Regions from separate parts of the Homo sapiens genome. Here region 1 is linked to region 2. A link is an interaction called in ENCODE POLR2A ChIA-PET data of the cell type or tissue named here. Cell type or tissue: Panc1. All regions are shown on one strand. Each heading gives the region's core, and the rest is flanking DNA. Links, peaks and the distances in the headings are about the cores only.

Region 1 (11,384 bases), core at 4,088-6,587, 180 kb before region 2:
TACAACTTTACTTAAAATCCATGAATAGAACCTCTGTGTTCTATTCAATTCCAAGAACATAATACAGTACAGTATAACAAATCTCTTTTGTACTGGGGGAAACTGATGATGAAGCAAGTGCTACTCAGAAGAGGATATAATTTCCATCAACCCAGTTCAAATATCCATACAAGATAGAGACATGATAAAGATGTGAATAGTAGAGAAGATATAAAAGTTTGGGCTGAGGAAGAAACAAGGGGACGTGGACATGTATTCATTCAGTTATTCCACAAATACTCACTGAGCACCAACTCTATAGGTGCTGTTCTAGATGCAGGGAACACAGGGTTGTATGAAACAAAATAAACAGTGAGTTAGTAAATAAATGACAAAGAAGGTCAATATTTAAATAATAAGTATTATAAAAAATGCAGGAGAGCCACAGGATACAACATGATAGAGGCATGTGTTTATCTAATACAATTTGATCGGGGATTGACCTCTCTGAATAATGAAGAATGAGTATATAAAGATACTGAAAAATAATTACAGGAAAGGAAACACCATCCCAAGGCAAATCAGGTAATACTAGTTATTCTTGAGTTTATTGGATGAAACAAAGAAAATGGATGATAAAGGTATAATATAAAAATAAGACTTAGGGCTGTGTTGAATTCACTAATACACATTCATCTTACGAATATTGGCACTTTACAAACAGTAGAAAACTGAAGTTCTATGTACTCTGCTAAGCACTTTACATTTAACCATCTCAACAATCATATGAAATAAGGAATATTATTACCCCCCTCTTACACATGAGGATATTTAGGACAAAAACTTAAGAGGTTTTCCCGGCCGGGCGCAGTGGCTCACGCCTGTAATCCCAGCACTTTGGGAGGCCGAGGTGGGCAGATCACGAGGTCAGGAGATCCAGACCATCCTGGCTAACACAGTGGAACCCCGTCTCTACTAAAAATACAAAAAATTAGCCAGCGTGGTGGCGGGCACCTGTAATCCCAGCTACTCGGGAGGCTGAGGCAGGAGAATGGCGTGAACCCAGGAGGCAGAGGTTGCAGTGAGCTGAGATTGTGCCACTGCATTCCAGCCTGGGCGACAAAGCAAGACTCCACCTAAAAAGAAAAAAAAAAAAAAAAAAAGGAAGAGGCTTTCCCAAGGTCATGCAACCGACAAATGTTCTTGGATTTGAATACAGGAAGTATAGTAATAGAATCTGTGATTTAATCAGGTAAATATATACGTGGTCTCTGACATTTCCAATGTTAATGTTATATGAAGATATTTAGACATAAGGAGAACTATGATTTTTAAAATTTAAATTATTTAAATAATTACTTATTGTCAATTATTTGGTTTTCCTCATTGAAAAACATTAATAATATAATTACTTGTATTCTTTTCCTTATTGTGTGCTGTGTAACTGAAATGTTTGTGTAAGAAATAAGTATAAAAGAGTGTAATCAATGCAATTTTTACCTTTCTCACAGTTGTTGACATCATTTGGCATCACAAAGTTAGCTATGGTAGTTGATGTCAACTATGGCACCCAAATAATTGGGTCAACTTTACTTTGAGTAAATAATAATTTATGAATTTTTATCAGCTATAACTTTAATGTTAGTCAAATATGCTTGTAATACTTTCTGAGAAAAGAAACAATAGGAAATAACACTTAAGGCTTTGTACATCTATTTATATTATGTTGGGTTTAAATATGATTCACGTAAATATTTGTATTTTTATTTTGAGACGGAGTCTCGCTCTGTCGCCCAGGCTGGAGTGCAGTGGCGTGATCTCGGCTCACTGCAAGCTCCGCCTCCCGGGTTCATGCCATTCTCCTGCCTCAGCCTCCCAAGTAGCTGGGATTACAGGCGCCCGCCACCACACCCGGCTAAGTTTTTGTATTTTTAGTAGAGACGGGGTTTCACTGTGTTAGCCAGGATGGTCTGGATCTCCCGACCTCGTGATATGCCTGCCTAGGCCTCCCAAAGTGCTGGGATTACAGGCGTGAGCCACCACGCCCGGCCATATTTTTAAAGTATTAATAAGTGTAGTAGTAGATGAAACCCTAAAAGAGAATATTAAAAATAGAATCAGCATCTTGTACAGCACCTCCCCCACAAGATAATAATGTATTACAAAGAGTAATTTTTGATAGTTTTTCTGGATACTTCTTGGAATTCTTCCCTTGGGCAATGTTAACATTGAAACATCAACAGGGTTATTAATGAAAGTATCCAAAGCAGTGAACAAATAGAGTCAACTTAATTCATAGAATAGTTACATTAATTTCATTTATTAAAAGTTTGGCTATTATTTGTACACACTCATACATCACAGCTCAGTGAATGAAAATCTGGTTCCCAAACTGCTGCTTGTCCTGAAACTGCTATTTTTCCTTAAACATTTTTTAAAACTTTGCTTCCACTTTTGTTTATTTAAATTTACTAGTAACAATGGTGCCACCTATCCATCTGCTCTTGGCATGTTTTCTGCTATGTACAAATAATTCTGTCCAAGTGCTTTATCCCAACCAAAGCCATGTTAGTAGAAATGATAAATTTAACAGGTATGCATGGTAATAGTTGGAAAAACACTGACTTGGGAAGATCACAACTAGAAAAGAATTTTAATGCTAAAAGCCACTCTGAATGTTCCAGTGGGCAGTGCCAAGCAGAAGCACAGAAGATGACAGATGGTAAATATATTCTCACCAACTGACAATTGCAATTTCCTTGGCCAATGATTCTCTAAGTCATGCAGTTTCCAGGTCAAATAGACTTCATTCTACTTCTATGCTTAAAAAATATATATAATTATATTTAATGAAGAAATGTTTTGAGCTACTAGAGGGTATCTTGGTAGGCATAATGAAAATATAAACAATTATTAAATATTTTAAGACACTGAAAAATCTATTTGATCATACATATTGTGTCATACTATTCTTGAATGTTTTGAGTATTATAGAAACCTCAGCTAATGCCTTTAGTCTTCGGAAAAAATATTTTTCCACAATGGAAACTAAAACACAAAATCATTTGGTACTATCTTGCAAAATTACATGTTTTTATGGGAATTAAAATTAGATCAATGATTAAAATGTCTAAGAGGCAATTATTATATCCAGCTTTTGCTGTATGCATTATATAAATTATAAAAAAAAACAGTGAGTTTCTCTAGACTGGTATGAATTAGATTATTTAAAATAGGTATCACTCTGCTTTCTTTTACTATTGCTATGTTACAGAAATGGAATTCTTTATTCTAACATTAGTAAAGAGCATCACCTGCTCACCTAGAAAAATATGATCATTGGCTGCTGTTCAGATATGTAACACATTGAAATGCTGACAGTGCTGGCTAGTCCAACACAACAATCTTTCTTCATTTCAATTATACTATTACATGGCAGTCAACATTTTAGAGTAAACAATCCCTCTAAAAATAGGGTGTATCCAAAGGAAATTGACCTACCCTGTACAGAGGGTCGAGACCGTCATGTTGAAAGGCATCTACTCTCCCAAGACTGGCAGGATTTCCTATGCCATTTTTTTTCCTTCATTCGCTCTGAGAATAGGACTGAGAAGTTTTGCCAGATAAAAATCTCACTGAGGCTTTGATGCTAATAGTTTTCAGTTCCTAATTTACATTAAACTGTAGCTCTGCCAGCTTCAAAAGTACAACTGAGTACAAAGCCAGATGACCTTAAATAACTCCAAGAATGAGCAGTCACCTGTGCATTACTAATTTACATACTAAACTCCAGAGCTGCTTAAAAATTTTAGAAAGAAAATAATTTAATAATTTGCCTATGACATGATCCCATGTAGTACCAAAGCTGATAATGTAGATCAGAATATAGATAGGACTGCCTCAATACGTGTATCTGTGCTATCTTATTAATCCAATAATTGCCAAATTTCCACATAATTTCCATTCCACTCCAAACTATAGTATCAATAAAGGTTAATTGGATTCCATTTTCTTATTTTATCTGTTAGTTTGAGGGAGAGATATGTCACCCTGAATGTTAGTGGCTTAAAACAACAACTATTTTTTGGCTCACAATTCATCAGGCTGCAATATGGGCTGGATTTCATGAGTGGCTCTTCCAAAGAGCTGAGTTAATCTCACGCATTCATCAGCTATTACCTAGAAACTGATTGGGGCTGGCTGATCTAGAATGATCTCATTCATAGTCTCAATGGCTGGCTGGTAGCTGGCTAGTACAACAGTGGTGACTGGGTCATGGGTCTCTCTTCATCCAGCAGACTGGTCCGGGCTTACTCATGTAGTGGTTGCAGAGTTCCATGAGCAACAAGAAAAAAAACAATCCCCAAAGCATAAGCATTTCCAAGTTTCTGTTCATTTGCTATTGTCCCATTCACTAAAACAAGTCACATGGCCAACCCCAGCATTAGAGTGGGTGAGTACTCAGGATTATAGGGCAAAGACAGTGTGGATACCAGGGAGAAGAATGATTCATAGCTATATTATATGCAGTCTATCATACTTATTAACTGTGGTCAGTTTAACATATAGAAGTGAGCTGAGCTCTGAGTTTACTGCTTTAGCAATGTTTACTGGAAAACAAGGCCAAAAACTGCTATAATATTCAGCTTTCAGTAGGTCAAAAATTCAGATGAATAACTTAATCTACCAATTTAACATTGACTAATGTTGATTGAGCATTTACTGTGTACAATATATGAGCATTTTACCCACATTTTTTCATTTGACTTAGAAAAGGGAGTATGGTATTTATGAGTGTAGACTTGAAGTCAGACTGCCTGTGTTCAGTCCTAGGGGATCCAAATACTCTGAAGATATATTTACTTCCTTTTCAATATTCTATGGAAGGATCTTAACTTCTTGCTCTGAGCTGAACTTGTTTACTTCCTGGAAGCTCTTATTTCTATCAAGTAACAGATTGACCTTTTGCTGAAAAGAAGATAAATGTAAATATAACAAAAAAAATTAAACAGACACATTCTGAAAATCAATATCTGTTAAATCATGGGTCAAAGAAGCCAAAAATTTCTATTAAATGAGACATCTTGGCAAGGTACATCAAAATAGTTCTTATATTTACACATTCTATAATAGCAACTGACATTAATTTTTCACCTGACATATGAAATTGTCTTTTGTTGTCTCCATGTGTTTCCTGACCAAAATATCTTTTTCTTAGCTGCCACACATCTTAATGTGTCACCTTCTTTATTGTTCAGCTCATGTGATTTTCATTATCTATCCCTGGTATTGCAACAATACCTCTTCAATCCTGACTACCACACTGACACCAACGTCCTAAAGTGAATGGAACAAGGTGCTACACTATTCCTGCTTCTAGCTACTTATATCCGCTAATGTGGAGCGGTCCAGGGAGAAACTCTGACCAGCCTGACCACTGGGAAAACAGTGTGGAGCCTCAGAAAGTTCACCCAGATTGCAGGAGGGAGGAGCTTGGCCTCTCCTATTCCAGGGTGGGAACTGGGATTCAATCTGTGAGGCGGGAGGCCAGCCAGCAGGACTCAGGCTTTGCAGAGAGTCCCTGTTTCCCTTTTTTTCCTTTTCACCAAATAAATTCCATGTTTCTCACCCTTCAAAGTGTCTGTGAACCTAACATCTCATGGCCATGGGACAAAGACCCCGTCTTTTGCTGAACAAAGGAGGAAATCCTACAACACTAATATATGTTAGTAGTGATGATTCTCCTGGCTGAATGTCTTGAGGTAATATAAACTGTAGCACAAACATATTCTCTTTTCACAGACCGGTTTTATTTCTGTGGAGTCCAGATTGCCTGGAGAAAGAAAGGTTCTTCCAAGAGAAAACTTAACCAAAGAGGAGGATCAGAATGGTGAGCCCGATGCAGAGAGAAGGATAGCTGGAAGAGCTAAGGAAGACCCAGTGCAGATTCATGAGATATGCTTTTTTTTTTTTTTTTTTTGAGAGGGATTCTCGCTCTGTCCCCCAGGCTGAGTGCAGTGGCGTGGTATCAGCTCACTGCAAGCTCCGCCTCCCAGGTTCACGCCATTCTCCTGCTTCAGCCTCCCCAGTAGCTGGGACTACAGGTGCCCGCCACCACACCCGGCTAATTTTTTGTATTTTTAGTAGAGATGGGGTTTCACCACGTTAGCCAGGATGGTCTCAATCTTCTGACCTCGTGATCCACCCGCTTTGGCCTCCCAAAGTGCTGGGATTACAGGCGTGAGCCACCTATCCTGGCTGAGATATGCTGATTCTAACCCAACTTCCTTATCATCACATTTGAATGCTAGAAATTAGAGATTCTGCCTACAATTCGAAAGATCTGCTCAGGAATATAACCTTTTAAAATGGAAGTAACTTTGGTTTAGGATCTGTTTACCAAGTTGAGTGTTACAGAAGACTGTTGTTTTCTCACTTCATTAGAAAGGGTATTGCTCATCTACTTTAAGGTCCAAAAGTAGTTTTCCACTTTTACTCAGGAGTGGTACATTCCAGCCCCACCAGATCCTAGGTGACAAAAATGGCCTCACAAAAATGCACTGGGAACCATGAGCATCGCAATTTGGAAAACTGGACTGGCTACACAGGTCCAACTCGGCCACCAGAAAGCATTGAAAGAACAGTTTCAAAAATTTCTGTAATATTCTTCATCCTAATCAGTTTTTTATTGGACATCCTAAATAGACATAACATGGAAAACTCTGCTTTTTCTTATTTTGTAAAAGGAGAAAGAAGGTAGAAGTTGATATCCGAGATTTACCAATAACCAATGCTCTCCTGGTAATGACCTCAGAGAAACACAGTATCTGTGGATCTGCAGGAGGCCTGGGCCAATGAATCCCAGCTCCACTGCTCCCAGGAGCAAATTACAAGTCAAAGTGATTCATGGGCATCAATATTCTTGCAGGCAAACAAGGGGTTTTGGAACATGGAGATTTTGGTGTTAATGTCAACACACAACATCAGCAGTGGCTGGAATAATAAGGCTTGAGTCCATGTTGCATAGAGATAAAGAAACTGAGGCTCCTGTCACAGCTCTAAATTAAAAATCGTATTAATGAAATGATAAAATAAGTAAAAATTGATATCTTTATTATTATTCCGAATTAACAAACACTGTTGTGGATGAGTCTAAACATCAGTGTAAATTGTTACCAGATTTTTCTTCTTTCTACCTGAAAGCACATAAAATATGCTTTTTAAATGTGTACAATATGGTTTAATAAATTTGGATTCCTCCTCCATTCTTTCTCCTCCCTTTAGCTCTTGGCTGACCTAACTGGGACTGGAGCCACTCCCTTCATTTTCCAGCAGAGAACATATTTATTCTTCTAACTTACGGTAGCCTGAGGTTTCTAATCAAATCCAAGGATTTAGGATTTAGCTTGAAGGCATCACCACAACACATTACAGTACAGATAAGTTGCTTTAAGTGTCACTCTCTATAAAGTTTCTAGAATACATTAATAATTGAGGCTATTTTCTCAAAGTTCTGATTGTTTTAACAGTTTCAACTGATATTTAATCAAATGCTATTTTTAAATTAACATTATTATTTATTTTATTTTATCCATATTTCTTTTTAAATCAGTACTTGGATAAATAAAATTCCTTCCCCATGGCATAAATTCAACTCTATTTGTTGAACAAATAGAGACTCTGTTTTGGGGAATATGTAGAAATCCAGGTACTAGAGAGAAAGAATTGTGCTCTCTATTTATTTACACTAGAATGTTTTACATATAATGGAAGTTCAGTAAACTACTACCGAATTGAACTAAAGCATATTTTTATTTCTGCTTTTAAAATATTTTCAAAAACTAGACTATAGGTTTAGATAGGCTAACAATTTATGTAGATATCAATAGTCCTGACTTCAAAATAAGTGTTAAAGAAGCTCAGTGGCAGCAAAAAAATGTGAGATGATTTCAGAATACCCTTCCACCTGTCAGACAGGATAAGACACATGCTAAATATGGAGAAACAGCCAGTGATTTGTTACTCTGGTGATGGATCCATGGATATTTGAAAAAGTATAAACCTGGGGCCAGATGAAAATAAAAAAAAAAAGCATAGATAGCACCAAAATTTTGCTTAGCCATGTCTAAAAGATGTAAAAAATGAAGAATATTTTAATATTGGTGGAATTGGAGGAAGGATTCAAAAGCAGATAGGTAAATGGTACCAGGAGATTAGAAGACTGGGATGCAAAAGTGGATAATTCAGCCATTTAGAGAAGATTACAAGGACATGAAGCTCAGTCACTGTAGGAATCTCTAAATTGGGTTGATATTGTGAAAAGAGCATGAGCATTAGAATTAGACAGACCTGGAATTTAATCTTGTCTGTGGCTTTTAGCACATTAAATAATGTGTTTAAGCCTCAGTTTATTTCAAAAGTTGGAACAATGACATTAAATATGTTTGAAATATCTAGGACAGTACCTTTCACATTGTAGAGGCTCAGTAAATACTAATATGTATATTCTTATGAATCCATAATGAGTAGATGTATAAGCTGTAACACCGTTCCATGGAGAATCAAGGTCAAAGGAAAGTATCCTCTAGGACAGATAGATTGTGATATGGTATACCAAGATGACCTTGAGTTCTGAGGAACCAGGACCAAGACTATTAACTGCTGAGACAGACAGCAGTTATCTACTTGGAAAGTTTGGTACAGTATATGAATGTCCTTATTTTCCCAGTTAAACAGATTTTTTTTTAGATGGAGTCTTGCTCTGTCGCCCAGGCTAGAATGCAGCGGTGTTACCTCGGCTCACTGAAAGCTCCGCCTCTCTTATTATTATTATTATATTATTATTATATTACCCAAATAAATATGTAATTGCAAACTGAGATTTAAAGATCTATAATTGAAATTAATATACTTTTTAAAAGACTATGAGGGAGACTCAATTGAAACTGGAAAGTCAAGGAAGTTCATTCTGAGGAAGCGAATTTAGACTGATATCGAAAGGACAAAAAGGCAAAGAATCTCAGAAAGTAGACTATTCCGGTAGAGGACTCACATTTAAGGAGTCTTTGCAGTAGGAAATGGATGGAGGAGCAGTGTGGCTGGCTGGCACATAATGACCATGGGTCAAGTAGAGACATGAATTTGGAAGGGTCATGTTAGTCAGGAAATGTCTGGGTTTTACTTTAAATGCAATGGGAAGCTATTAAAAGCTTTAAAGATGAAAGACCTATTAAAATTCCAACATTAAGTAATAGACTGGCAACTTAACAATGTTGAAAGGTTGACTGGAGGAAGAAATCGTGAATTTGAGGCTTCTAGGCTTAAGTAGTCCAGACAAGCAATGAGGGTGGCTTGGATGAGGGTATTGACAAAAAATGGATGGTAGTGGTCAGATTTCAGGTGCCCTTGGGAAAGTTAGATTATTTGAGCTTCACTTTTATCCACATTAAATGAGTGTAACAGTAGATATTTAATTGAGATATTATTGATAAAGGAGATAATTGTAACCTTAGTTTTTTGTTGTTGTTTGTTTGTTTTTTGAGACGGAGTCTTGTTCTGTCGCCCAGGCTAGAGTGCAGTGGCAAGATCTTGGCTCACTGCAACCTCCACCTCCCAGGTACAAGCAATTCTCCTGCCTCAGCCTCCCCAGTAGCTGTGATTACAGGCGCACACCACTATGCCCAGCTAATTTTTGTATTTTTAGTACAGATGGAGTTTCATCATGTTGGTCAGGCAGGTCTCAAACTCCTGACCTCAGGTGATCCACCCGCCTCAGCCTCCCAAAATGCTGGGATTACAGGCCTGAGCCACCGTGCCCGGCCTAACATTAGTTTTAATAAGAAATCTGTTGGCCGGGCGTGGTGGCTCCTGCCTGTAATCCCAGCACTTTGGGAGGCCAAGGTGAGCTGACCACAAGGTCAGAAGATGGAGACCATCCTGGTTAACACAGTGAAACCCCGTCTCTACTAAAAATACAAAAAATTAGCTGGGCGTGGTGGTGGGCGCCTGTAGTCCCAGCTACTTGGGAGGCTGAGGCAGGAGAATGGCATGAACCTGGGAGGCGGAGCTTGCAGTGAACCCAGATCACACCACTGCACTCCAGCCTGAGTGACAGAGAGAGATTCCGTCTCCAAAAAAAAAAAAAAAAAAAAAAAGAATTTATCACAATTTACTTGTCAATGTTACCTTTGACATACATTCAGATATTTTTCCTGGTTTGGGGCTCTTTTAAATAATGCTTCTATGAACGCTCTTGAACAAGTTGTGTGATGCATATATGTGTGCAGTTCCCTTGGGTGTATGTCTAGGAATGGAATTGTTGGGTGTGTGTATTTGTAGCGTTAGCAAATATTGCCAAACAGTTTTTCAGCCTAATTTTCATCTTTTTACATTCCTATTGGCAGTGTATAAAAAGTATTATAGTTTAAATCTGCACCAACTTATCATGGCCTTTTTCAAATTTAGCCATTCTTTTAGGTGCTTAATGATGATACATGGTAGTTTAAGTCTGAATTATTTGATGAGTAATGATGTTAAAAATCACTTTTTAAATATTTTAAATGAACATTTGGATATCATCTTTTGTCATGTACCTAATCAATCATTTATTCTTTTTTCCTTTAAACTAGAGATTCTGTTTGTTTTTTTTCTCATTGGTTTGTGGGAGTTTTTTGTGTATGCATTATGAATACAAGCCTTTGGCAGATTGATATATTGCCACATCTTCAACTCTGAGGCTTTTTCAGTTTTGGTGATATCTTTTGACGAACTGAAATATTTAATTTTAGTGAGGTTGAATTTATTAATTTTTTGTTAATTTGTAGTGCTTTTAGGTCCTGCTTAAGAAATGTTTGCTTACTTCAAATAAGAAAGAAAGCTACTCTCCCATCTTAATAAAGTTTTAAAAACGTATTGTTTACCTTTTACATTTAGGTCTGCAAACATTTGAAATTGACTTTTGTGTATGGTGTATGCTGGAGATAAAGTTTATTTCATTTTTCCATGTGAATATCCAACTGAATCAATGCCATGCATTGAAAAGACTACTTTTCTCCATTGTATTGCAGTGGCACTTTTTGTAAGACAGCTGACTCTGTAAGTGAAAGTCTGTTGCTGAACTCTATTCTGGCCTATTTGTCTTGCTTGCACCAATAATAGAATGTTTAAAATAAGTCTAGATATCCAATGATATATACCAGTGAATATTACTCTACTTTGAGAATAGATTGACTATTCTTGAATTCTGATATGGTTTTTTTTTTTTTTTTTTGAGATGGAGTCTCGCACTCTGACCCAGGCTGGAGTACAGTGGTGCCATCTTGGCTCACTGCAAGCTCCACCTCCTGGGTTCACACCATTCTCCAGCCTCAGCCTCCTGAGTAGCTGGGACTACAGGCACCTGCCAC
Region 2 (11,384 bases), core at 3,430-5,929:
TTCTGTGAAGAACGTCATTGTTAGCTTGATGGGGATGGCATTGAATCTATAAATTACCCTGGGCAGTATGGCCATTTTCATGATATTGATTCTTCCTACCCATGAGCATGGAATATTCTTCCATTTGTTTATGTCCTCTTTTATTTCGTTGAGTAGTGGTTTGTAGTTCTCCTTGAAGAGATCCTCCACATCCCCTGTAAGTTGGATTCCTAGGTATTTTATTCTCTTGGAAGCAACTGTGAATGGGAGTTCACTCATGATTTTGCTCTATTTTTGTCTGTTATTGGTGTATGGGAATGCTTGTGATTTTTGCATATTGATTTTGTATCCTGAGACTTTGCTGAAGTTGTTTATCAGCTTAAGGAGATTTTGGGCTGAGATGATGGGGTTTTCTAAATACACAATCATATCATCTGTGAACAGAGACAATTTGACCTCCTCTTTTCCTAACTGAATACCCTTTATTTCTTTTTCCTGCCTGATTGCCCTGGCCAGAACTTCCAACACTATGTTGAATAGGAGTGGTGAGAGAGGGCATCCTTGTCTTTTGCTTGTTTTCAAAGGGAATGCTTTCAGTTTTTGCCCATTCAGTATGACATTGGCTGTGGGTTTGTCATAAATAGCTCTTATTATTTTGAGATACGTCCCATCAATACCTAGTTTATTGAGCATTTTTAGCATGAAGGGCTGTTGAATTATATCGGAGGCCTTTTCTGCATCTATTGAGATAATCATATGGTTTTTGTCATTGGTCCTGTTTATGTGATGGATTACGTTTATCAATTTGTGTATGTTGAACCAGCCTTGCATCCCAGGGATGAAGCTGACTTGATCATAGTGGATAAGCTTTTTGATGTGCTGCTGGATTCGGTTTGCCAGTATTTTATTGAGGATTTTCACGTCGATATTCATCAGGGATATTGGTCTAAAAGGCAATCACGTAGTTTTTACTATTTCCATGATGAATGTCATTGGCATTTTGATAGGGATTGTAAAAATGTCCATAGCACCCAAAACATCTACAGAGTCATAGTCTTTAATAAATCCACATACTTGCAGCTCAATAAGAACAGATGAAGGGGCAGAGAATGAGGAATGATAAAGGAAATCACTTCATGGGAAGGACAGAACCTAATTCTCCCTGGAACTGGGGCAGTGGCTTATAGAAGAATGAGGCTTCTTAGTTCCAGGAATAGCTGAAATAGGGCCACATTGATGATTTTTCTGATTTCCCATTTTGAACTCCTGGAATTCCCTGAGAAACTCAAAGAATCCTCTACTTAGGAGCCTTAGGATATGAAGGTATAGACAGCTTGGGTAAAATAGATAGGTCACATAGTTTGGATATTTTTCCCTGCCCAAATCTCATGTTGAATTGTAATTCCCAATGATGGAGATGAGGCCTGGTAGTGAGTTGTTTTGTTCATGGGGACAGATGCCTCATGGGTTGGTGCTGTCTTTGCAATAGTGAGTGAGTTTTCTTGAGATCTATTCATTTAAAAGTGTGTGGTATATCTCCTCCTACTCTCTCTTTCTCTTGCTCCTGCCATGTGAGATGGTCTGCTAGCCCTACACCTCCCGCTATGATTGGAAGCTTCCTGATTCCTCCCCAAAGGCACATGCCAGCACCATGCTTCCAGTAGAGCCTGCGGAATTATGAGCCAATTAAACCTCCTTTCTTATAAATTATCCAATCTCAGGTATTTCTTTATGGCAATGCAAGAACACACTGATACAGAAAATTGGTACCAAGAAAAGGGCATTGCTATAACATACCTGATGATGTGGAAGCAGCTTTGGAACTAGGTAACAGGCAGAATTTTGAAGAGTTTGAAGGACTCAGAAGACAGGAAGATGAGGAAAAGTCTGGAACTTCTTAGAGTCTGTTTAGATGGTTGGGACCAAAATACTGATAGTGATATGGACAATGAAGTCCAGGCTGACAAAGTCTCAGATGGAAATGTAGAACTTATTGGGAACTGGAGCAAAGGTCATGCATGTTATATCTTAGCTAAGAACTTGGTTGCATTGTGCCCCTGCCCTAGGGATATGTGGAAGTTTGAACTTCAGAGTGATGATTAAGTGTATCTGAAGAAGAAATTTTTAAGCAGCAAAGCATTCAAGAGTTGGTCTGGCAGCTTCCAAACACCTATACTCAGATGTTGGAGCAAAAACATTACTTAATGTTGGAACTTCTATTTAAAATGGAAGCAAAGCATAAAAGTTTGAAAAAAAGGCAGCCAAGCATGTAGTAAAGGAAGAAAAAGCTTTTTCAGTAGAGGAATTCAAGCAGGCTGTGGAGCAACCACTTGCTAGAGATATTTGCATAACTAAAAGCAAGCCAAGTGCTAATATCCAAGACAATGGGAGAAGGGCCCCAAAGGCATTTCAGAGACCTTTATGGCAGCTCCTCCCATCACAGGCCCTGAGGTCTAAGAGGACTGAATGATTTTGTGGACCAGGCCCAAGGCCCTGATGCCCTACGCACCCTTGGGATACTGCTTTTCACATCCCGGCCACTCCAGCTCCAGTCAGGTTTAAAAAGGGGCTCAGGTACAGTTTGAACTACCACTTTAGAGAATGCAAGCTGTAAACCTTGGCTTCTACCTTATGTTAATCCTGTAGGTGCACAGAATGCAAGAGTGAAGTATAGTTGACAGTTGCCACCTAAATTTCACAGGACGTATGAGAAAGCCTGGGTGCCCAGGCAGAAGACTTTTGCAGGGGCAGAGCCCTCTCAGAAAACTTCTACTAGGGCACTGCCAAGGGGAAATGTGGGTTTGGAGCCTCCCACACAGAGTCAGTTCCCAATGGGGCACTGCCTAGTGGAACTGAGAGAAGGGGGCCATTGTCCTCCTTCTGTGGCCAGAATGGTAGATCCACTGTCAGCTTGAACTCTGTGCCTGGAAAAGCCACAGGAATTCAATTCCAACCCATGAGAGCAGCACTGGGGGGTGAACCCTGCAAAGCCACAGGGATGGAGTTGCTCAGGGCCTTGGGATACCACTCCTTGCAGCCATGTGCCATGGATGTGGGACATAGAGTCAAAGGAGATTATTTTGGAGCTTTAAGATTTAATGACTGCCCTACTGGGTTTTAAACTTGCATGGGTCCTGTAGCCCCTTTCTTTTGGCAGATATTTTTTGGGATGGCAATGTTTACCATTTGCCTATGCCTCCATTGTATCTTGGAAGTAAATAACTTGTTTTTGATTTCATGGGCTGATAGGTGGAAGGGACTTGCCTTGTCTCAGATGAGGCTTTGGACTTTGGAATTTTTGTTAATGTTGGAATGAGTTAAGACTTTGAGTGACTGTTGGAAAGGCATGATTGTATTTTACAATGTGAGAAGAACATGAGATTTGGGATAGGCCAGGGTGGAATGATATAGTTTGGATATTTGTCCCTGCCCAAATCTCATGCTGAATTGTAATCCCCAATGCTGGAGATGAGGCCTGGAGATGAGGCCAATTAAATTACCTAGTCTCAGGTATTTCTTTATAGCTACGGAAGAACAGCCTGATACAATAGGATTGCATCTGATGTGTCTCTGCTTCTACAACATCTAGCAAAGCATGCTGAATAATCGAATAAAAGCTTCCTTGCCTAAGCTCTGATGTTAACAATCTGTGCCCTGTCCTTGAATCTCAGTTTCCTCACTGGTTTTGTTACCAGGGGGTTCTTGTTCTTAGAGCTCCCAAGATGGTAGCAGGCCACTTCCAAGATGGCGGCAAGCCTCTTGTTCTCTGACCTGGGGTTCTTGGTCTCACAGATTCCAAGGAATGGAATCTTGGGCCATGTGGTAAGTGTTATAGCTCTATTCAGCTCAATTACGATGAACCCTGGGCACTTAGCCAGTGCAGGAACAATGGCGTGCCTCTAGCCCAATTGGGAGTGGCAATGGGCGCCGCCTTGCTGGATCAGAAGTGCAGCGGACACCCTGCCAGATCCGGAGGGGTAAAGTCAGCAGCAGGTCTGCGACAGCGGCAAACAGCAGTGGTGGACAGTGAGCAAAAGCTCAGTTCCAGCCATAACAAACACGGACCAGAAGAGTGTGCAGTTGCAAGATTTAATAGAGTGAAAACAGAGCTCCCATAAAATGGGAGGGGGCCCAAAGGGGGTTGCCGTTGTCAGCTCGAATGCCTGGGTTTATATCCCGATCATTGTCCCTCCCCTTGTGCTCTCAGGCGATAGTTGATTGGCTATTTCTTTACCTCCTGTTTTTGCCTAATTAGCATTTTAGTGAGCTCTCTTTACTACCTGATTGGTTGGGTGTGAGCTAAGTTGCAAGCCCTGTGTTTTAAGGTGGATGTGGTCACCTTCCCAGCTAGGCTTAGGGATTCTTAGTAGGCCTAGGAAATCCAGTTAGTCTTGACTCTCAGTTTGCTTCCAGAATAAAAATAATGAGTACAAACTCACTTTGAAATTTCAGAATACTACATATACATTATGAATATGTTAGAAATGATATATAGAAGGATTAAATATATATGTGTTACATAACTAACTTCATTGCTGCTTCTTAAATATATACAGATATAGTGTTTAATAGGCTAAAATACTGACAATATTCTTCTTAACATTTTTCTATGTAATAAAAGTGTAAAATATACTTCTATGTTCTATATCAGGCTTAGTAAAACTAGTTTTATTTTTAGTTAAAACCCATGACTTTATATTTTCTTACTCAGCATTTGGGCAAATAAAGGTAGCTCAACGGCATATACCAAGATAAGAGCTCCTGAATCTTCCAATAGGAAATAGGAAAAACAGTTTCTATTTTGATAGAGATTGATAAAGTTTCAGCTATAATTCTTAATATGGAGACTCTTTGAAAGCATTTGTCTTTTTGTTTACATCAGGCATCTGAGGATTCATTCTGTTTTGGAGAGACTATCCCCCAGTGTGCGTCTGGGGGAGAGGAAATGTTCCTTATCCAAATAAGTAAGCCAAAGGAGACAGACACAACTTCTTCCCATGTATGACAAACTAAGGTTCGAGCATGTGCCCTAGACTTGGTCAATAAGATCCTCACCAGAGACTTTGGATCATAAGCATTTCATACTGAGATGTAGAAGTAGTTGCAAAACCTTTCATTGCATTGAGTGCTCAACAGTGATGGTGGCCTTGTGAGCTTACCAATGTTAGGGAGTACACAGTGGCATCAATGTCACCTCTGCTGCTACTGATAGTATGTTAATTAGACTATTCCTGTACCAGGGCTTGGCTGTTCTCCCTTTCGTCTAGCCTCCTTTGGTGCTAATCTGTTTGCTAAAATTGATTGCCAAGTGTTTTTGTGAATTCTGTGAGCTATTTGATATCCATCCACTATATTCTTTTTTCTTTAGTTGGTGGGTATTAATTTTTATTCTGTGCAACAAGACTCTTTCCTTATTCATATACAGATACCTGTCAGAACATGTCTAATTGCTGGTACGTTAATGGCACATATAAAACAAATTCTTACCTTGCTAGTGATCACCTCCCGTGTACTTTACTTACTGTCTACGATTATTTTAAGTCACTAAGAGGCTTTTGAGTAGGTTATCAATGAGAGCTGTAATTATCTTCCAAAGGTTAAAAAAAGCATATATTCTACATCATTCACTGAATAATCACAGTACTGTGGCAAAATCATATATTACAAGCTAGCTATTTACTGTTATAAATTTCATTTTAAAATAGTCAAACATATATATACATAACACCATGAACTTTGGGAAAGAAAAAGGATATCATCCGAGCTGAAAATAAATGAACAAATGTGGTAGGATTATTTAGCATTTCTAAATACCTTTTTATATTACATTACTTTTTAAAACAGACATGTTTCAAAAGAAGACATACATGCAGCCAACAAGCATATGAAAAAAAGCTCAACCTCACTGATCATTACAGAAATGCAAATTAAAACCACAATGAGATACCATCTCACATCAGTCAGAATGGCTATTATTAAAAAATCAAAAAATAACAGATACTAGCAAGGATACAAATAAAAGGGAACACTGATACACTGTTGGTGGGAGCATAAATTAATTTAACCATCGTGGAAAGCAGTATTGCGATTCCTCAAAGAGCTAAAAACAGAACTACCAACCAACCTAGCAATCCCATTATTGAGTTTATACCCATAGGAATATAAATCATTCTGTCATAAAGACACATACACATGAATGTTCATTGCAGCCTTATTCACAATAGCAAAGACACAGAACCAACCTAAATGCCCATCAGTGACAGAATGGACAAAGAAAATGTGGTACATATGCACCACAGAATATTATGCAGCCATAAAAAAAACAAGATTACGTCTTTTGTGGGAATATGGTTGGAGCTGGAGGCTATTATCCTTAGCAAACTAACTCAGGAACAGGAAACAAAAATACCACGTTCTCACAAGTGGGAGCTAAATAATAAGAACTTATGAACACAAAGAAGGAAACAACAGACACTGGGTACTACTTGAGGGTGGAAGGTGGGAGGAGGGAGAGGAGCGGAAAAAAATAACTATTAGGCACTGGGTTTAATATCTGGGTAATGAAATAATCTGTACAACAAACCCCTGTGACTCGAGTTTACCTATGTAACAAAGTTTCACAGGTAGCCCTGAACTTAAAATAAAAGTTATTAAAAAACTATCATATTTTGCAGATGTTATGACTACTTGAATATTTTAAAATGTGCAACATTATTGAAAAATTGAGACATTTTTAGTAATTTGAAAATTTTGATTGTTTTTTCTCTTGATTTTTTTCAAACTATGACATACTTATGCAACACAATATAATTTAATTGTTAGGAAGCAGTTCAGTGAAAATAATAATGAAAAGGCAAACATACAAACAAAAACTTTTGTAGTCAGCAAACTTTTCTTTCAGTTCCCACTTCTCTTTTACCAATTACTTGTTGTGGTTAAACCACCTCACACCTTTGAATCTGGTTGCTTACCTGAAAAAAAAACATATATTCTAACAAAATTACTCTGAGGCCTTTAAACACTAGCTGAGGGAGTATTCTTGAATGTATGGACTGCCAGCTCTTAATTGTTGCAGAAATATTGTTATTGCTATTGCTATTGAAACCAGATTTCACCTAATCATGGATTTAACACATTTTTAAAAATTTATAATTTTTTTATTTTTTGATGTTTTAAATATAATAGGAAAATTGCTGTCTTTATTCTAATGAAAAGTAGTTATTTATCATTTCATTTTCATTTCTTGAATACAATTATTGCTTATTGCTCTTTGGAAGTTATCTGTTATTAACTTACTAGTATGTTGGCTTCTTTTTTCATCAGCCAGAATTGACATTTTATGTGTACAATATAAATGGGATAATATAATCCACAAATCATTTATTCTGCTTTGATTTCAAGTTTATCAACAGAGAAAATGCATTTCACTTAAGTCCAGGAAAAAAATATATCCATGGGCTATAATGAGATTGGCACTAAAAATCAGGGGATCCATTTGAAGTGCCAATTCTGCCCCTGTTTACTTGAGAGATTTATTTTATTTTTCTGAGTGGGTTATGTTTATTTAATTCAAAAAGGTAAGTGGTTAGATTTAATGGTTTTTAAATTTCTTGCCAATTTGAAAGTTTAATAAATATATATTTATATAGCAGATGTTTAGCAAAACAACTACTGTAGTGCCTTTTATTGAAGGGACTAAGTTGGGATTGATGGGACAGAGCATGTGTAAGAATATAACTACATATATGCGATTCTGCTAGAAAGTGGTGATCATCAGTTGGGGTAAGCTAGAGTACAAGTGTTGCAGTGTGATTTGTGAGGAGTGAAGCAGTTCTACCTGGCCTCAGATAAGTTTCTTCCCTTCCTATCCCCAACTGCACTGCTGTTTGAAACTCTCACAATAAAAGTCATAATAGTAAATACACTTAGGGCACCTTTTACCAAGAATGGACTTTGTGAAAATGCAGATTTGGAATTCTGTATTAAAATGAGGACAAGAATTTGGGGTTTCTGACATTCATTTATGGCCATCCATTAACATTATTATTTGTGTAAAAATATTAAATGTTATAATTCCCAGCATTCTGTGGCTAGAAAATGTAGCACAGAGATGAAAGAGCTGGAGTATCTATTTTCAGGAAATATATAGTCTCAGCTACACACAGAAAAGGATGTATTATAGTATTACAGAGCAATATGATAACATGGTAAATTACTTCAGTGTTCAGCACTTAAATTTTTGCCAACTACTAAAAATCCAAAAGACTAAATATGCACTTTACTTCTGAAAAGAAAGAAACTTCATAATGAGGTATCGATAATTCTCATTTAGTCATCAATAAAAGACAAAACAGAAAAACATTTTTTACCTCCTTGACTATTAGTAACTTAGTAAAACTGGCTGTTGCTGAAGGTCTTGAACCTTGTAACATGGCTCACAGTTAAGTTAGGTTTTTGAATTCCTATTATCTGATTCTGTCTTTGGGGGCTGGCTGCAGGAGTTGCCTCAGAAGAAGTCGAAGAGAAAATGACCTCTGAGGAAAGGTCTCTCGCTTAGCTCAGAAAATCTCCACCCTTCTTTAATGAGTCAGGATTCCTGGGTGGATCTTTGGCAAATCAATCCAGGGCCATCTGTTAAAAAGAAATGAAAAAATAACCTGTCTCTTTTCTAGATTATTATGTCTCAGCTAAAGCAATAGGAGAAAAGTTGGACAAAACAAAGTATATCAGAAGAAGAATTAAGAAATAGATGTTGAAATAGCTTAACTTTTTAGTTCAGGAATGCCAAACTAATTTTTCAATCCATAGTTAATGCATTTGTCAACCCCGTGAACTTTACCTTTTACTTAAAATAATGAATATGCATAATTGTAAAAGTCAAATTTCTCTCTAAAGCATAAGGTAAAATACTCCAGTCCATTAATGCCTCCACTTGCATTTCATTGCCCACCTCCAAGAGTACTATTCTCCAAATCCAATTACTGTAACTTCAACTCTTTTAACTGTTTCATCTGGTCTTCATATCCATATATCTAAGTAATGTGCTATAGTGGGCACTTGTGAGGCACCACTTCCTTAGACCACTTAACAGTTTCACACATATTTGCCAGTGTCCAGTATCTAGCTACTCTATACACAAAAAGTCATTCAGCCATAAGCTTGTACAATAATGGAGTGCAGAATTTGATGTCCCCTAAAAACCCTTCAAATAATGAGATGAGCATAAGGACATAGGTGCACAGCTTCCTCATCCTTTGGTGGATAATTCTAAGACATGCCCTGCATGATACCTTAATGGGATATCACCAGAGGGATAGTCTCTGAGTTATTTACAGTAGTAACCAACTTGATAACATGGTAGTTACTGCCAGTTAACACTTCCCTGTCTTACTTTTCCCATAATCTCACTTTTATTTTCTGAGATTGCCTTTCCTATTCACTATATATTCCTAGGTCCTTACCTCTGGTTTGGCTTTCACAGTGAAGCCAAACCAGGACAGCTTGTTACACAGAGTCTGGAAAGCAGCCCTTCATGTTGGGATTCTGGAATTGGGTCACTGCCGAGTCAGATTTCAATAAGGAAAACATACTTGGTAAGTAGGGTGGTGACAATTGTTAATATGCTTCAACATCACATTTCCTGAGACTCCCAGATGTATTACACTGGAATGAGACAGAGATGGAAGAATCAGCACTGATTACAACAATGCTTCTCCAAGTGTAGTCCCTGGACCAGCAGCATTAGAACCACCTGGGAACTTGCTAGAAACACACATTCTTTTCACTTCCCTAGACATATGAAATAGAAATTTGAGGGATGGGGCCCAGAATCTGCTATTTAAGAAGGCTTCTAAGTGACTCAAATGTATGTTAAAGTTTGAGATCCACTATTATACCGGAATCACTTTGAAATTCTGACAATAGTGAAGGACTGGTGAAAATAAGGTGCAGATACTGGGACTGCCTTGGCAAAGTATGAAGGTAAGTGGCTAAACGCTCCAAAAATTGGGCACGTGAGAAAATTGGGCAAAAGTTGGGCCCATCTGTTAAAAGCAAACAAAAAAGTAACCTGTTTTTTTGAGATAAAAATTTGAGTTAAAAAAACTGGGCCCAGTACCTAATGAACTTATTATGTGAGACCAGAAATTGTCTATGTTTCCTAGGTCCTGGGAATTAACTATGTTCCCTACGTGGCCCAGAAGTTATTTCTTTCCCTTAGGCAATTAGAAATGGATGCACTAGTGAGGGGGTATCGGCATAATTGACAGGCTCAATGTAGTTGTCGTGTATAGTATAGGATTGAAGGTAAGAGAAACTACCCTGGAATTAGACTTATTATCAATAGACCTGATATGTTCCCATAATAGGCAAAAGCAAGTGATGATACTTACCCATCAGACACAAAGTAGGTGCAATTACCATTATAGCAAGAAAGAGGTGGCAGTCTTGGTGTTTTAATTTGCAAAGCTCTGTATGATGGCTAATATATTATATTATTTCCAGTGGTGAGAAAGATAGGCTCCTAACTAAGATATTGTTTGACTTGTATAACCAGATTTAAAAAATATTAAAACTAAAAAACTTTTGTAACCAAAAAAAATTCTTTAAAAATAAAAGGCTTTCTACCACCAAGATGAAAAAATCATAATCTCTTGCCGAATTTCTAGATTTGAGCCAAGTGACAAACTCAGGACCTATTGTTCTAAAAGGAGTGTGGCTTTCTCTGAAGAAGGGCTCTGACAGTCTCACTGCAATCACGTACAACATTATCCAAACCTTCCTCTAAAGGACCTAAAGATATCTTGTGATGTAGACACCCAGATCTTTTGAGGGTTGTGGCCTACACAGTTTGAGCTGACACTACCTGTGGACCTGACATATCACCATGCCTCCTCAGTTAGAGAACTATAAAGGCCAGATGATAAATGGAGTTGGGTCCCAAGTTTATTTCATAGTGGTTTCAGTGGGATGGTGGACCCATCCTGTGATCGTTTTTCCAACCCCAAAGTATATAATTGGGGGGATTATACTGAGCAACAGGCAAAACTCCCACATTGCATCTCTAGTTTGTGGAGTAAGAGCTACTATGATAGTAAAAATATTCAACTGGAAGCCCGTAAAATATCCCTCCCCCTTGTTCCCACTCAAGATAGTAAATCGGAAGCAAAACTACATGCCAGGAGGAATTACAGAGTTTGGCACAACCCTCAAAGAATTAACAGGGATGGTTTTCCTCATTGTATCAATGTACATTCCTTCTATTTCATGGCAAGAGAAGTCAAACGGATGTGAAAGAGGATAATGGATTACCCTAAACTTCATAAAGTGTTAGCCCCAACTGCAGTTGCTGTGCCTTATGTAACATCTTCTCTGGATTATATTAACATAGCATTTTACCCTTGGTG

What was found. ChIA-PET counts read pairs that join two places held together with the same protein. Peaks named below come from ENCODE experiments on the same cell type or tissue, not always from the same donor. Only the 100,000 strongest peaks of a DNase experiment are listed, where the experiment ranks them.
Region 1: POLR2A ChIA-PET joins it to region 2 with 13 read pairs; 1 of 35 experiments calls an interaction of 5 or more read pairs at or near these places.

What each region holds. Positions count from the first base shown.
Region 1 is chr7:80,999,957-81,011,340 of GRCh38, forward strand. No RefSeq gene overlaps it. Among named protein-coding and RNA genes, the nearest start is that of SEMA3C, 87 kb to the left of the region's middle. In Panc1, for the core only: no CTCF peak of the experiment used is centred there; no DNase peak of the experiment used is centred there; H3K27ac peaks cover 1,752 bases.
Region 2 is chr7:81,178,359-81,189,742 of GRCh38, forward strand. No RefSeq gene overlaps it. Among named protein-coding and RNA genes, the nearest start is that of SEMA3C, 260 kb to the left of the region's middle. RefSeq lists an enhancer at 2,085-2,633. In Panc1, for the core only: no CTCF peak of the experiment used is centred there; no DNase peak of the experiment used is centred there; H3K27ac peaks cover 1,623 bases.